2 separate regions of the Mus musculus genome follow, and region 1 is linked to region 2. Evidence: chromatin loops called from intact Hi-C (ENCODE). Cell type or tissue: left cerebral cortex. All regions are shown on one strand. Each heading gives the region's core, and the rest is flanking DNA. Links, peaks and the distances in the headings are about the cores only.

The links. A loop is a pair of places that touch in the nucleus more often than their neighbours do. Peaks named below come from ENCODE experiments on the same cell type or tissue, not always from the same donor. Only the 100,000 strongest peaks of a DNase experiment are listed, where the experiment ranks them.
Region 1: it touches region 2 in a loop (2.7-fold over the local background); 1 of 42 quality-filtered maps calls a loop at or near these places.

What each region holds. Positions count from the first base shown.
Region 1 is chr13:48,963,569-48,971,892 of GRCm38, reverse strand. It overlaps Fam120a (family with sequence similarity 120, member A), which reads left to right and starts at 3,833. Exons shown (of 18, transcript NM_001033268.3): 1 at 3,833-4,538. The coding sequence starts at 4,065. It overlaps Fam120aos (family with sequence similarity 120A, opposite strand), which reads right to left and starts at 3,781. Exons shown (of 2, transcript NR_015601.1): 1 at 3,289-3,781; 2 at 1,988-2,955. In left cerebral cortex, for the core only: CTCF peaks have their summits at 3,340, 4,219 and 6,277; DNase peaks (open chromatin) are centred at 4,678, 4,934, 6,096, 7,684 and 3 more places; H3K4me3 peaks cover 4,451 bases; H3K27ac peaks cover 2,651 bases.
Region 2 is chr13:49,143,965-49,152,288 of GRCm38, reverse strand. Wnk2 (WNK lysine deficient protein kinase 2) reads left to right here and starts at 3,961. Exons shown (of 30, transcript NM_001290313.1): 1 at 3,961-4,527; 2 at 5,055-5,737. The coding sequence starts at 5,057. In left cerebral cortex, for the core only: CTCF peaks have their summits at 4,140 (motif pointing right) and 4,967; DNase peaks (open chromatin) are centred at 5,224, 5,870, 6,135, 6,598 and 2 more places; H3K4me3 peaks cover 4,451 bases; H3K27ac peaks cover 3,405 bases.

The sequences.
Region 1 (8,324 bases), core at 296-8,295, 180 kb after region 2:
TCCTGGGTTCCAGTGCAAAGTCAGACACTTCTCTTTTCTCCTCTTCTATCCTAGCCTAAAACAGAGTTTAGGAGTCCTGGGTGGAAGTCCACAAGGCATGGTCCCCAATCTCTAGCTTCAGGAAAGAGGGGTGCTAGAGAAGAGGTTTTAGGTGCCAGCATTCGGCACATAGGACATAAGGAACACCAAACAACCTCAATTAGTACAGATGGGCAAGCAAGGGGCAATTCCAGCCTCAAGGACATGCAGGGACTTATGGCTGACATGGGAAGTAGCTCTTCACATAGTAACCATTCCAGGAATTTGCTCTTTTCTTTCTTCATCGTCTTTTTTGGTCTTTCAAGATAGGGTTTCTCTGTCTAGCCCTATCTTGGAACCTACTCTGTAGATAGACCCAGCTGTCCTTGAACTCAGAATGCTGGGATCACAGGCGGGCACCACACCACCTGGTTAGGACTCTTCTCTTTATCTGTGCTGTACTGGCTAGTTTTATGTCAACTCGACACAAGCCAGAGTCATCTAAGAGAAGGGATTTCAACTGAGAAAATGCCTCTTCAAGATCAGGCTGTACACAAGTCTGTAAGGCATTTTCTTAATGATTAACGTGGGAGGGCCCAGCCATTTGTGGGTGGAGTCATTCCTGGCCTGGTGGTTGGGTTATAAAAGCAAGCTGGCCGAGCAAGCCAATGAGCAGTCACCGTTTGCAGCCACTGCATTAGCTCCTTCCTGCCTTAGGTGCCTGCTTTGTTTGAGGTCTTGCTTCGATTTCCCTTCAGTAAGGAAAGCTCAAGTGTAAGTGAAAGAAATACTTTCCAACCCAAGCTGCTTTTGGTCCTGGTGTTCCACCACAGCAAGAGAAAGCCTAATTAAGACACACCCAAAAGTTAGAATCTTACTTTCCCATAAAATGTATTTTTAAAACAGCTCAAAGCGAAAATGAATTCGCAGCTGTGAAGAGAACATTTCTAGTCCGCCTAGCTGAGTAGAAAGCTTAATCCCAGAGTACCAGAAGCCCCCAGACTAGAACAGCCTGAGACTGCATGCAGACCAAGCGTGCGCATGCTCTGTGGGGACTCTGAAGTCGCACCCAGGCACAGGTTAGGGCTAGGCACACCCCAGGAATCAAACCCCAGCGGGAATACCGTGTCTCCTCCTGATCTCTCCTCCTGATCTCGGGGCGTGTCGGGTAGGCATCATGTTGGGCGGGCAACATGCCCTGCACTTGCAATCCCAGGTCTCAGGGGGCTGAGGATGATTGCTGTATATTGAGGCTGGCTGGCTGCACAGTGGGGTCCAGGGCATCTTGGGCTATGAGTGAAACCTCGAAAATTCCCAAAACCCAACCCCAACTCCCAAACCAAAAAAAGGGCAACATTTTCCTGCTTTAAGCTGTAAGTAAATTAGCCGATGGGAAACAAGTTGAAATGCTGAGAGTAAACTCCCGCCCCCCCCCCCCCCCCGCCCCCGCCTGCTTAAGTTCTGTGCTCTGTGGCTGGCTGGCTCTCTCTATTAATCTAGTAGTCATAATCCTTTTTTTTTTTTTGGAGGCAGTCGGGGAGACAGGGTCTCTCTGTCTCTCTGTGTAGCACTGGTGACCTGGAACTCATTAGGTACAGAAGATTGTCCTTCAATTCACCCAGGTCCACCTGCCTCTGCATCCTGAGTTCTGGAATTAAAAGGGTGAGAATTCTTGGAAGTCTATGGTCATGCAGTATTATTCATTTATTTTTCCCCTCAGTAGTGTGGTAATCACTTCATGAAAAGTTTCTCTAATACAGCCCTAAATGGAGAAAAAAAAGTCCCTAATCATATTGTATTCCCAAGCAGACTCTAAGATTTAGTATTTTTCAAATAGGATTTAGATATTTAGAAAATTTAAACATCACTCAACTCCTGAATTTTCTTTATAGCGTTGTTAGCCAAACAATTTCCCAATCATTAATAAGTTTGGAGGGCATACACAGTTAAACAGGGAAAGCAAGCATGATGAAATTTTGAGGGCTTTTATTATGAAAATGAATTTTAAAGTTCTCAAAATTCCAAAGCACAGTCTATACAATCACAGAGTACAGAAGTGACTACAAAAGCTGGCATTGCTAACATCTGTATAACAACCTGGGAGGCCACAGAAAGCCAAGGCTCTCTTAAGGAGAGTGATACTTTCTTTTAGAAGGATCACCATCCTACGGTCTTAAAATAAAATGTATGCTTAATTCCAAAATCATGGGTGCTAGCACAAAAGCTTTCTCCCCTCTCCCTTTTTAAAATAAATAAATAAAAGCAGTAATGTTTAAAAGAAATAAAAAACAGGCCAGGCAGTCAGGATGGCAAAGGGCTAGCCCAAGCAGGCCAGCAAACAAGAAACCACAACAAAAATAAACACAAACCTAAACAAGTGAATGAAATATATATGGAATGTAATCTTGTTAAGAAAATACAAGTGATTCATGTGCAATCTTGTATACTAGCTGTGAATTACATAAAACTTGATTATTTTGGGGGATGTTATTATTTAGTGAGGCTTTAAGTGTAATCTTAATTTCTAAATGACATGGAATTACTTACTCTGGGATTAAGTTTTCTACTCAGCTAGGCGGACTAGTGGCCTCATCACTAATTTTATACATAAGTGGCATAACGTATCGGGTTTAAAAAAATTAAGGAAAATCCATCAAGGCCCTAAGCGCATTTCATCTGTCTACATCACAGGAGCCTGTGTTTGAGATTGGTGGAAGAATGGGGTGTTATGATCACAGTTCATTGTATACACGCATGAAACTGTCAAAGAATAAAAATAGTCTTTAAAAGAAAAAAAAATTAAAAGAAACTATAGAATTCAGTTTGCCTATTCTCGAAGACTCTGATGGGGGGCTTTGAGTCTGCATGAACTTGGTGTTCTGTGCGATGGATGGGTCACTCCTGTGTCCAGTGCACCCCGCTCCAGCAGCGGCTTGTCTAGAAAAAGAACAGATGAAAAATTGAAGGTAAGCAAAAAAACAAAACAAAACAAACAAAAAAAACCGCTCCTTTTTCTTGGGGGAAGGGGGAGCGGGAGGCGGGTTTCATGTAGCCCAGGCTGGCTTCCAATTGGATGGAATGACCTTGAACTTCTCTGATCCTCTACTCTCCACTTCAGAATGCTGGGATTACGGCCTAAGCAACACGCGGGAATCGAACCCTGGGCGATCGAAGATCCCAGACAAGCACTGTGCCAACTGAGCTACGTGCCCAGGTCCCCAGCGGACAGCTTCTCCTTCAGAACGTTTGGTCCTGGCTCAGCATACGTACCGTCGGCGCCTGGGTTTAGCCGGACCCTCGCAGCCCGAGCCCCTGGAGGCAGCGCACGTCCGCTCGTCTCCGGAGGGCGGCGCACGCCGGGGAGGCTTGCCCCTCTCGGGGAGTCTCCTCAGCCGGGTCCCGACACCAGGCCGTGAAGCCGCCGTCCCGTCCCGGGAGCGACGCCATCTTGTCGCCGCCGTCCTCCTCCGCGGCTCGCGCTCCCGGGCTCCAGGCTCCCCCTAACCCCGCCGCGCGACACACGCGGCGGAGGAGGAGCGCTGGCTGCCGGCCACGCCTACCGGGCCCGCAGCCGCGAGCGGGGCGGAGCCAGCCTCGGAGGCCGCGGCCTCCGGGCGCGGCCTGCACGGGCCCAGGCGCCTCCCCGAACCCGCCCGGCTGCGGCCCCCTAAAGGGCCCGACAAGCCGAGTAGCGCTCCGCCTTCTCCGCCCCGCCGCCGCCGCCCCGGGAGCCCGGCCGCGGCCCCGGCGCCGCCTCTTCCGCCTCCCGCGTCCGCGCGGGCGGGCCCGACGTCAGCGCCGCCCCGCCCGGCCCAGCTTCGGCCTCGGCCTCGCAGAGCGCGGCGGCGGCGCAGGTCCCTCCCCAGACATGGCCCTGGGAGGCGGCAGCACATGGCGGCCGCGGCGGCCGTGAGCGCGCCCCCGGCCAGCCCCAGCCAGCCCTGAGGCTGCCCGCGCCCGCCGGCCGCGCCACGGCCCTGCCGCCCCCAGCCCCGCCGCCGCCGGCCCCGCCGCCGCCCGCGCGCGCGCGCCCCGCCGCCGCCGCCATGGGCGTGCAGGGCTTCCAGGACTACATCGAGAAGCACTGTCCGAGCGCCGTGGTGCCGGTGGAGCTGCAGAAGCTGGCCCGGGGCAGCCTGGTGGGCGGCGGGCGGCAGCGGCCCCCGCAGACCCCGCTGCGCCTGCTGGTGGATGCCGACAACTGCCTGCATCGCCTGTACGGTGGCTTCTACACCGACTGGGTGAGCGGCGGCCAGTGGAACCACATGCTCGGCTACCTGGCGGCTCTGGCCAAGGCCTGCTTCGGAGGCAACATCGAGCTCTTCGTCTTCTTCAATGGCGCGCTCGAGAAGGCCCGGCTGCACGAGTGGGTCAAGCGGCAGGGCAACGAGCGCCAGACAGCGCAGCAGATCGTCAGCCATGTCCAGAACAAGGGCACGCCACCGCCCAAGGTCTGGTTCCTGCCTCCGGTCTGTATGGCCCACTGCATCCGCCTGGCGCTCATCCGCTTCCACGTCAAGGTGCGGCTGCAGCCGGTTCGCCGGGGTCTCCCAGGGCTGGGGCTGGGGTCTCTTTGGGCCTGAGTCAGGATCGGGCCTGGTGCCCTTTGGACCGATTCCCTTCGGGTTTGGGTCAGGGTTGGGGTCTGGGGTCACTTGGACAGGAGTCACAGTTGGGCTACAGGCCTCTTCGCGCTTCGGGCTGGGCCTGGGATTGCTTGGGTAGCGATCAGAGTTGAGTCTGAGGTTCCTTGGCCCAGGGGTTTGGGGCTTGGCCTAGGGTCTTTTTGGGCTTGGATTTGGGTTGGACTTGGGAGGTCTCTTAGGTCACTGTCAGCGCTGAACTAGTTCCGGGAAGCCCAGCCTAGCCCAGAGTGAGTCCTGGGTGCCCCTGCCCGTGGAAGGCCTCAGCAGGCTTCAGTGTCTCTCAGGGCCCCTCTCGGGACATAGCGTGTCACCATGCCCAGGCTTGATGCAAGCTAGGCAGAGGGGCCCTAGAGCAAGATGGATGCCCGGGCCTTTAGGCCTGGTGTGGTTGAAGTCTACCCACCACATTCCTCCCTACTCTCTGGCCTCTGTGGGCCCATAGACTTGTTCATATGACACTTGAGGCTGGTGGATAGACCCTCACCCAAAGTGGGATCGGTGGTGTCGTCTCCCACATCCTCAGTCTTTCTCCTCCCCTGAGAGGCCGACAGGCTACCCACTGGCCTTATCCTTAAGCATATACCCATCTGTCGAAATTAACCCACTCTTTCCCAGCAACAGGTTTATCTTGGAAGTCTGGAGAATAAATAATGAGAGTATATTGCCAGGACCTTAGGCACAGGAAGCTGAAAACAGAGCCTCCAAAGCTGTGGGAGAGGAAGGAACCTTGTTATAAACCAGGGCTGATCTCTTAATTCTCAAGGCAGATGCCCTGCTCTTCTACCTTTGAAAATGAGATGTTTGGAGAAATTGTCTATGGTAACGTTTTGGTTTTAGATTTCATGGTACTGTGAATTTGATGAGATGGGCTCTTGTCAGTTCTCTGAGTTTTAAAGTGGTTCAGTTCTGTATGTCTACTATGAAGGTAGCAATTAGGACCAGGAAGAAGAATTTGGGGGTCGTTTGGCATAGGCAGGAGCTTGTGAGAGCTGTTTTTCTGCTGCACAGGAAGTGTTGAGTGACCTTCACTAGCCCTGATTGGTGGGTAAGGAGGGAGAGCTCCACATGTTAGCCCTCTGCTGTCCCGTTGGCAGAAGGTTCTGCAGCCAGAATTGGGCCAGAGAACTTAAGGGCTCCGAGGTTGATTGAGAGCCGAGCACCTAACTGATCCTCAACTTTGAATAGCTTTGCATTTTCATGATTTTTTTTTTAAACACTTCTTTGGGGAGGGGTGAGGCTGTTTGAGTTTTTAAGACTTGCTACTGTCTTCCAACTTGCTCTTTTCTTTGGAAACTGAGCTTGAGTTACAACTTTTAGCATGTCTCCCTCTTCCTGACCATCCCTGCTGGCAGTGGTGATGGTGGTAGTTAAGCCTAAAATGATTGCGGAAGTCCCACCCAGGGTCCTGTTGCAATTGGTGAAGTTGTGTTTAAGTGTGTGGGTGGGGGTGGCTGGATGCCTGGTGATTGGCCCAGGAATATGGCAGATACACAGCCTGACATTTCTTAGGGAGTTCGTGTGAGAGGCAGTGTGTGCCTCTCACTTTTTCTCTGTAGCCTGGGGCTCTCAGAGGGGGAAAGCAAAGCTGTTGCTCTGTGATCTACCTCTAGTGGACAGCCTGGAAATGGACCTGCTTTAGTGTTGCTTAGTGATGGGAAGTAACATCTAAGACACAAAAAGAGTTTTATTTTACCTGCTTTTGCTAACTGCACAGGGCTGTATTTTTAGTCAGCAGAGACATTCAATAAAAGATTGAATATTACTTCAGATTAGAGTCTCCTCTGTCTGTCCTTGTCTCTATATCTGTTGTGTGTGTGTGCACTCCTGAGACAGTGTTGCCTTTCCTGCCTGCTCTGTCTCTCAGCCTTCTCTAGTCTTTGTAGATGCAATTCTAGCAATCCTGGCTGTCCACTTTCTCAACTCTGAGGAGAGGTGAAAAAGATAGTTTGCTGGAGGCAGGAGCTCCATTAATAGCAAAAGGTGGCACCAGAGAGAAGATGTGAAGCTGTAAAAAGCAGAGACAGAATTCTGGGAACTATTTTAAAACAAGAGAGCAGTCCTGTGTACTTCAGCATCCCTGAGGGTAGTGCAGTATCACAAGGGTGATTTGCGGGCCTGGGCGATGGCTTTGTGGTTAGGGCACATGCTTTTGCAGAGGGCCCACATGATTCCCAGCACCCACGTGGTGGCTCCTGATCATCTAATACTCCAGCTCCAGGGCATCTGAAGCCCTCCTCTGACTTCCACAGCACCAGACGGGAAAGTGGCACAGGTGCATACAAGCAAGCAGAACATTCTCACACATTAAACTAAAGATAGTGTTTAAAGTAATGATTGTGTATGTTTTAAAAAGGATGATTTTGGAGTCATAAAAATTATCTTCGGTGGTCTCTGTTTAAGAAAGTGTATGTTTCAATGTGTGTGTCTGTGTGTTGGATTTTTAAATGTTTTCTGGAGGCTCACAGATACTTAACCAGTGATGCACTATCACTATCTTCCAGAATGGGCGAGCAGCTGGAATTGGGTGGTCCTTATTTTATTTATAATGTTTCTGGGTGTTCTGCCTGCATTATGTCTGTGCACCTCTTTTGTGCCTGGTGCCTTGAAAGGTCAGAATAAGACGTTGGATTTCCTGGAATCGGAGTTACAGATTGTTGTGAGCTACCGTGTGGTTGCTGGGAATTGAACTCAGGTCCTCCGGAGGAGCTAGTGCTCTTCCAGGGCCAATTGGTATCTTCTTAATGAAACTTTATTCCCATAGACACTGGTGTTGGGCCTGAGAATGTTTGCCCCACATGTGTGAAGTCTAGGGGTCCATGCCCAGCACTGCAAAAACTGGACATAGTGGCACACACCTCTAGTCTCAGTACTCAGAACGTAGGGTAGGAGGAGCAGAAGTTCAGAGCTATCCTTGCCTGCGTAGCCTGGTAGTGGCCATCCTAGGCTCCATGAGAACTTGCCTTAGGAAAAAACCCACCACCTTCACCCACAAAACAACGAGCAGTTGTGGAGGTGGCTCAGTACTGGCAGTGCCTGCTGTACAGAAAGAGGGTCTAAAGTAGAACCCCAACACCCACAGAAAAAGCTGAGTATTGCACTGTGTAGCTCCAACCACAGTGCTGGTAGGGTGACAAGATCCCCATGGCTTGCTGACCAGTAAGTTCCATGTGAAGACACCCGTCAACCCCTGGCTTCCACACAGCATGTGTGTATTCACATGCACACACATGCATCACACGTGTATACATACATGCAAGCCAAGTTCTCAAAGTGTCAGGTGGATACCAAACTGTTCTCTGTTACAGTGACGATAACATTTAAAAATCAAAACTGTACATGTAAGATAAGCTAAAAATTATTTTTACTGTATGCAAACTACTTTTTTTCCATTTTTTAATTAGGTATTTAGCTCATTTACATTTCCAATGCTATACCAAAAGTCCCCCATACCCACCCACCCCCAGCAAACTACTTTTTAAAAAAAAGATAAATATTGGTAAAGAAACTGACATAAACACCTATGTATATTATATTGTGTAAAATCATTTCTGTTACAAAATATTGAAACTGCTTTTTTTTCTCACACTTTCTGGCGTTTTGAAATAGGATACCTTATTTATTTATTCCTTGACAATTTCGTACATGTAAACTGTCAGTGTT
Region 2 (8,324 bases), core at 278-8,277:
TCTACTCAGAAGACCATCGGGCCATTTTCTGATTTCTCTTATTCTGAAACTTTGTTTCCTTTTCCTTTTGGATTATTTAAAAGGGGGTCTCATGTACCCCAGGTTCTCCTCCAACCTATTATGTTAGTTTAGGATATCCTTGAACTTCTGATGTCTGTGTTTCATCTCCCGAGTTCTGGAATTACAGGCATGCATCACGACTCCTGGTTAACACAATCCCAGTTGGCTTTCAGTTGCTATCATCAAACACGGACCTAAAACAACTTGGAGAAGAAATGGTTGAGCCGGGCGTGGTGGTGCAAGCCTTTAATCCCAGCACTCGGGAGGCAGAGGCAGGCAGATTTCTGAGTTCTAGGCCAGCCTGGTACAGAGTGAGTTCCAGAACAGCCAGGGCTATACAGAGAAATCCTTTCTCAAAAAAAAAAAAAAAAAAAAAAAAAGGTTTATCTGGTTTCCAGGTTATAGTCTATGGGGAAGCGGTGGCCCATGCCTTTGACCCAAGCACTTGGAAGGCAGAGGCAAGTAGATCTTTGAGTTTGAAGCCAGCTTGGTGTACAGAATGAGTTCTAGGACAGTCGGGGCTACACAGAGAAACTGGTCTTGGAAACAAACAAACAAACCCTAAACAACAACAATGACAAAGAAAAGAGGTTACAGTCCAACACTGGGGGAATCAGAGGCAGGAGCTCAAGGCAGAAACCTGGAGGCAGGAACTGAAACAGAGACCACAGGGGAACACTTCTTACTTCTTACTTGTTGGCTCAGCTTGCTTTCTTATTCAACCCAGGACTGCCTGCCCAGAAGAACCACTGCTCACAGTGGACCACCAAAACGAGCCATCACAACTTTGTTTCCTGCTAGGTGATCAACTACTCTACCAATTGAGCTACATCCTCTGCTCACAGTTCAGAGAATTCTAATGGTGCCTCAATGTTGGGAGGAAACATGATTCCTCATTCCTTCCTGTAGCATGGCAAAGTAGTAAGGCCCCTCTGTGACACCCAGTCCTCTTCCCAAGGCTCTTCCCAGGAAGAACTCCTATCATTGGAGAGTGAGATACAGTGTTGAACAAACAGTGGCTTGGACATGCCCCAGCCATCGCCTCCAGGACTGAGGCTCTGTCCCCTAACTGTTCCTGCCTTGGGCCACACAATGTGGGTTGTCCTGCCTTATCCTTCCTCAGATCTCAGGGAGGGCTTCCTGTGACCCCCCCCCCCCCCGGGCAGGCCACTTGTCCAGAACTATCCCCATTCATGTGCTGCAACTACCAGGGTGGGTGTCTTCCATTCACCTGTCCCAACTTCCCAGGTGGGCCCAGGGAAAACTAGTGATGAGAACTGGCTGTGTTAGACCTGAATTCTAGATAGGCCTGCACACCTGCAAGCTGAGACCTGTGCCTGACAGCAGTACCTGGGGGTTGGTGAGGCTTTCCCCTGGCAATACTGACACCTCTTTTTAATTAAGGCCTTGTGGGCTCTGGCATTAGCCAGCAGGACCGGCCTGTCCTCCTATCTGCCTTCCTTTCCTCGATGTCTGTTGAGCACTTACTGTGTGCTGAGATAGTAGGACATGACTGCTGTACCCATCCATAGGTGAGCCAATTGCATGTCCTCTGCATGGAGCAGATGTCCCTTCAGGTGTCTGACCTTGGTGAGTCTTGTCACCTGAAGGGCTGAGGAGGCTAAGATGAGAACTGCAGAGAGGAGTCACTATCCTCCTTTTTTTGGATCTTGAGCAACCACTAAAGGTGGAATGCTGCCTGGATTCACCCTCTGCATCCTCATCTCCAAGTGGAGGTTAACCTTGGATACAGTTCTCTTGAGCATCAGAAGAGGATGCTGCATCTAGGCCCTTGGGTTGTTGCTTTTGCAGAGTATCCTCCCACAGCCTTGGCTTGCGAGCCTTAGGAAATCTAGCCATGCAGTGGGAAGTGTTTAGGATCAGGGTGACAGACTCAGAGATGTCCGGGGACCTGAAGAAGGGTACAGAGTGGGTCCCTGGCTGCTAAATTCTATACCAAGGAGTCCTTGTTTCCATCTGTTGGAATTCCAAGGGCCTGTTAGTGATACTAGTCTGAGATTCCTTGCAAAGAGATCAATGGCCTTATCCGGTAGTTTCATAGCTGTGGACTCCAAGGGCTGGCATAGGGAGCGAGTTCACCATAGGTTATGCAAGTGGGGCTGTGGGAAAACACACCCAGGGAGTTAGTTACAAAGAACATGGTGCCCAGTCAGACACAGGCTCTCCGAGATCTGTCTCAGCCTGGACTGTGCCCAGTTTTGTGGGTAGGGTCATAATTCTTCACAAACATGTGTGAATGTGTGTGGGCAATAGCTGTAGGTATGGCTGAGGTCTCACTGGGTAGCCCAGGCTGGCCTCTGCCTCCTGAGTGATAGGGTTATAGGTATGCACCACCACACTTCGATTAGGTGTTGTAAGTGACTGGCTGCTTTCATCACTAGTCACTCAGCAGGTATATGCCACAGGCTGTCACTGTGTCCTGTTGGGAGACAGTCAGACTAGCATGCTGAGACTCTTCTGTCATGATTTCTCTTACACAGGCCCTGCCTATTATAGCTTCCATATACGTGCCAGGACCCAGAGGGCCTTTGCTGGATAAACCCTGTCCAAGAGAAATTACATTCTACAGGCTCAGGTTAGGAGAGGCAATACTGGGTGGGGTCTTTAGCCTCCTTAGTGAAGTTGTAATGGTCCTCACCCACATTCTGCCCCAGCTTGGGAGGTGCAGCTTGGATCCCCATCTCCAGAGACACTCAGACCCACAGAGCTGGCACCTGCGCTCTGCTTCTGGTTGAGTGGGCTTTACGTTCATGCCTGACTCCCAAGGTAGATGAGAAATGAGATAATATAAATTAACAGGCATCTGGCAAATGCCCAGTCCAGTGACAAGTACACAATTTAACCCCTGGGTCTCTGGGGTATATGTTGGAGTCCTAACTTCATGGCTCTCAGTTTTCATAACGTAAGTAGTCCCAGCATTCCCCCTTTAAGGAGACAGTGTGCTACCACCCAACTCAGCTAGGAAGTGACTTGAACATCAGCCTTTTAAAGTTACTTTTGACTGGTATCAGCATCCACTGACAGCCCCTAGCAGGGCCAGGGAAACCCTGTCACTGGGTAACAGCTCTGTCTGCATTTGCTTCCCTTTAATCGTGAAGGATGTGTTGCCTCTGTTGGCTTTTCTGTCTTATGAGTTGCTGGTGTCAAAGGCTCTAAGGCCAGCAGCCGCTGGCCATCGGTTCACATTTGTAACTTGCATCTTTGACAGGGTGCCATACCATCAGGATGAGCAAAGAGATCAGAACATGCTGGTAACTTCCTTTGCGCTGTTTTCTTCAGGTGAAGTGACCCCAATGATGTGCATCACAACTGGTGAGCCCAGGTGCAGGTGCCTGGCATGGGCTCAGAAATCAGGTCAGTCTTCTGTGACCCTTGCAGTCAGGTTCAGAGATGCCCGGGGCAAGGGCTTGTCTGGGGTAATTGAGTAGCTCAGGGGGTGGAGAGAGAAGCTCCTGAGGGGGTTGAGGGTGGGGAAAGATGGCAATCAATATGGTAAGTCAAGGGGTTTCTGGAAACCTTTTCCAGTTTCCATCTTGGGACCTCTGAGATTTAGGACAGAGAAATCCTTTCTATTTTTTTTTTTCATTTATTTTTGAGACGGTTCCTGGTTCCTTTATTGCCACGTGACCCAACTCCTGGATCAAGTATCCTCTGCCCCCCACAGCCCTCCCCCACCGGTGTTGGGATTATAGGCTTGGGCCACCACGCTACTGATCAGGGCAAAAGGACATCTGTCTTTGAGATCTGGATTTGCTTAATGGAAAAGAGGGACACAGCGCTTACTGGTACCAACGTCCGTGGATGATAGTGAGGTTTTCCCATATCCTGGCAGTACAGAAAGGCCCAGAAGACACTCCAATTTTGCAACCATACTTGGGCACCTAGGATATCCTGAGGTTGTCTGTTTTGTCTTGGCATAGGTTCCAGGATTTGGCTCTCTGGCTAAGTCACGTTGTCTGTGGCCTGCCACCTCCGGGGAAAATAGAGCCCCTCAAGGCCCCACAGTTCAGCGGACCACTTCCAAAGAGCTTCAGGGCCAGGCGCCGGCCTGGAACCCTTGCCGCAGGTGGAGGCCATGGGGAGCATCCCGCAGGTGGCGGCGCTCAGCCGCAGCCAGGTGGGCGTGTCAGGCCCCGCCCCGCGCTCCGGTCTTGGGGAGGGTGGGACGAACGGAAGCCCCGCCCTCCCCGCGCGCTAGTTCGGAGCCGGTGCGGGAGCGGAGGCGCGCGGAGCCGGCAGGAGCACGCGGGAGCGCGGCCCCGCAGCGGCCCGGCCCGAGGGAGCAGCATCGTAGGAGCAGAACGGCCTGGCGACCCCCGCTGCAGCCAGGACCCCGCCCCAGCGCGACGCGGCCCCGAGAGAGGACTCTGGCCCCGGAGCGCGGCCTCGCCCTCCTCGCTCGCCCGGGTCCCCGGGCTGCGGGCATGGACAGCGCCCGCTCGCCCTGTGAGTATCGAGCTCTCCCGTTCGCCGCCTTTGTGTGCGCGCCGCGCCGCCGCAGCCCCCTCCCCGCGCGCCCCGGGCCCGCGTCCTTTGTGGAGCCTGCTCCTGTCCGGTGCTTCCCTTTACCCCGGCCTCCCTGTCCCTTCCCCACCCGCTCGCGGGATAGCCTAGCGGGGTCGCTCCAGTACTGGCCTTGACCCCTTTCTCCAGCCTCCCGAGCCCTTCTGTAGCTCCTTTGAGCCCTCAGGGACACCTAGCAGGTCGTCCCTCCTGGAGTCCCTGGGACAGCTAGAGACAGGCCGTGTTCCCGGCTCGGAGCTGAGTGAAGCAGGGCATCCCCTTGCAATCCTCGCCTCGGGGTCCGGTCTGCAGCCCTCTCCCCGGAGCCCGCAGAGGACCGCCCGGCAGGTCACTTCTGCGGTGGGGCTGGGCAGGGCGCGGGCCCAGAGGCGGCGCTGTCTCATCCCGCGGCCCAGGCAGGTGCGGCGGGGCTGGCGCTCACGCAGGGTCCGTGTGTCCTTGGCCCGCAGAGATGGACGGCGATGGCGGCCGCCGAGACGCCCCCGGCGCGCTGATGGAAGCCGGGCGCGGCACGGGGTCGGCGGGCATGGCGGAGCCGCGGGCGAGGGCGGCGCGGCTCGGGCCCCAGCGCTTCCTGCGGCGCAGCGTGGTGGAGTCGGACCAGGAGGAGCCGCCGGGCCTGGAGGCGGCCGAGACGCCGAGCGCGCAGCCCCCACAGCCTCTGCAGCGCAGGGTGCTTCTACTCTGCAAGACGCGCCGGCTCATCGCGGAGCGCGCCCGGGGCCGCCCCGCCGCGCCCGCGCCCGCCGCGCCCGCTGCGCCTCCCGGCTCCCCGAGTGTCCCCTCGGACCCTGGCCCGGAGCGAGCGGGCACGCAGGAGCCCAGCCCAGATCCCACCACCGCCTCAGCCGCAGCCGCGCAGGTCCCCGACGGCGGCCCGAGGCAGGAAGAGGCGCCGGCCCCAACACAGGAGGACGCTGGAACCACCGAGGCAAAGCCGGAGCCCGGGCGCGCACGCAAGGATGAACCTGAAGAGGAGGAAGACGATGAGGACGACCTCAAGGCCGTGGCCACCTCTTTGGACGGCCGCTTCCTCAAGTTCGACATCGAGCTGGGCCGGGGCTCCTTCAAGACGGTCTACAAGGGGCTGGACACGGAGACCTGGGTGGAGGTAGCATGGTGTGAACTGCAGGTGAGCGCCGCTGCCCCGCAGGTGGGCTGTCCGCAAATGCGTCCTTGGGTGTGTCCTTGCTCATATGAAGGGCTTTAGGCAGCCCTGGGGATGGTGGCTGGTATGTGTCACCCTCTGTGTGGGTGTCCTGCAGGATATGTGCCTCGTGTATGGCTAGCCTGTTGGTGCTGTTTCTGGACCTGTGCACACACAGGTTGAGGCTTGCCATCTTGGAGGTCAAGGCTGGGTATGTGCTGTGCCCATGGTGACATAGGCTCTGGAGTGGTCAGTGGAGGTTCGTTCTGTCAGCCCATGCTCCTTGTCCGTCCACAGAACCCACTTGTACTGGCTCAGTAGGGACTGGAGGGTAGTGAGAGAGAAGGCTGTCTTTAGGCCCTTTTCTAGGTGGCTTGGAAGCTCCCAGCTGTCCTCAAATTAGCATTTTTCCTGTACCCTGCAAGATGTATGTGTGATAACTGCAGATGCCTGCAAGGGTTTCCTCAGATTCAGGAATGATGATTGGTGGGTCTTTGGTGTTCTGCTGGCCAAGGCCAAGAAGCCCTGTCAGCAGCCTCCTGGTGTTCTAAGAGCCTGGTTTGTTCACACGTTAGCTGTGTGAGTGAAAATTATGGGGGAAAAAAAGGCCTGCCTTTTTTCTTTCTCTCTCTTTCCCTCTTCTCCACCCCCTTTCTTCCTTCCACCTTTCTCTTGTATCTCTCTCTTTTTTTTTCTTTCCTTTCTTTTCTGGAAGCAGAGGCTCAGCATGTATTTTTCATAACCTTGCCCTCACGTTAGCTGTGTCAGCCCTGGCCCTGAAGATTATATAAACCGCAACCCTAGCCGTCCTGGGGCCAGCCTTGGAAGAGGAGGCAGCTCCTGTCACAAGGGGTGTTTACAGGCCCTCCCTTACTGGGAGGGAGGGGCAGCTGTCAGGCAGGGGCCAGCTGGGAGAGTGCTGGCTGGAGGTGTAAGCCTACCCGCTGGCCCTTAAAGTTAGCTGGCCCTTCCAGGGCTGATGCATCCTGGGCAAACCTGGGTGAGCTGGGTGCCAGGGCTGCTGTCCGGTGCAGGATGCCTGCACTTTTGGCTGGGAAATGGGATGCAGGTGCTGTGTTCTCAGCACCTGCAGGGTGCTCTCTGCGTGCGTGTACAAGCTGGGCTCATTTCAGAGGTGACCTGTCATCAGTTCTGAGACAAAGAGCTTCAAAGGTCTTGTCTCCATACTGCCCTTTGGTGCTGAAATGGGAATACGGCTTCACATGCGAGGGTCAGTGGAGACTTTCAGCAGGAGTTGAGTTTCCTTCCTCCTTCGTGGTTCCTATGAGGATCACCCCTGACTTTTGCCTGGCATGTTTAGTGGAGTGCTTCTCAACCTCCCCAACACTGCAACCCTTTTGATACAGTTCCTTATGTTGTGGTGACCACTCCCCCCCCAACCAGAAAATTACTTCCATTGCTACTTCGTAACTGTAATTTTGCTACTGTTATAAACCACAATGTAAATATCTGTTTTCCAATAGTCTTAGGGAACCCCCAACTACCAAATTATTTTCATTGCTACTTTGTAACTGTAATTTTGCTACTGTTATGAATCATAAGTATCTGTGTTTCTCCATAGTCTTAGGTGACCCCTCTGGAAGGGTCTTGACCCACAGATTGAGAATCACTGTCCTAGACCTTGCAGAGAGAGAGTCTTGATTGTGCAGAATGGGTGGGGATGGGGAGGGGCAAATTCTGTGGCCCAGGGTCCTGAAGGGTGTATGCCCTGTGTCCCTGCTACCTGAAGAGGCACACAGGAGAGAGGATCAAGCAAGGGGATGTGAGTCTCGATTCTGGAGAATAGCATGATTCTTGGCTCCCCGCCTTCCTGCTCTTGCCAGATGGCCAGCGTGGCTCTCTGAGCACCTGCTGGTGCTGCTACTATGGAATGTCACTGAGGGTAGAGGACAGAGCAGCGGTGCTCCAGTAGGCTGGATGTGAGAGACTTCCACAGGCCAAGCCTGCCTATCTGGCGGAGGCATTGCAGAGTCCTGGGACTCTTGTTAATTCCTTCCCTTTAAGGCAAGGCAAGACAGCCTGCCCTTGTTGTGGGCGGGGCAGCAGAGGGTGGGGCCTGGACCCTGGCCAGGGGTCTTTGGATACTTGGCTCGAGGTAAAAATGGGGTAGCTTCTGGATTTTAGTGCTGTTCCTTGCTTGGGGGAGACTGAGAGCCCCCCAGTAGATGGGGAAAATGCCTTCACATCTTCTTCAGTGAGAGGTGCTGTTAATGCATGGCTTGGGCTGCAATGCATTGTATGGGGTTACCCTCCTTTATCTGGACCACCCTGGGGACAGCTCACATGACAGGGGTCTGGGCCTGCTTAGAGCCCCCTGGATGAGAGCCTCCAGATCACACACAAGTCATGTCAGTCCTGGAAACACTGATTAACTGTCTGATACTGTTCAGGAGATGGCTGGGTGTCACAGGATCTGGGAGATGGCAGAAGCCTGACTGGGGTGTGGGGCACAGGCTTGCTGTATAGAGCTCTGGGAGAACCCACCCAGAGGCCCCTGCGTGGTATCCTGGGTGGAGGAGATAGTTGGGCAGCAGGGATTCTACAGATACCC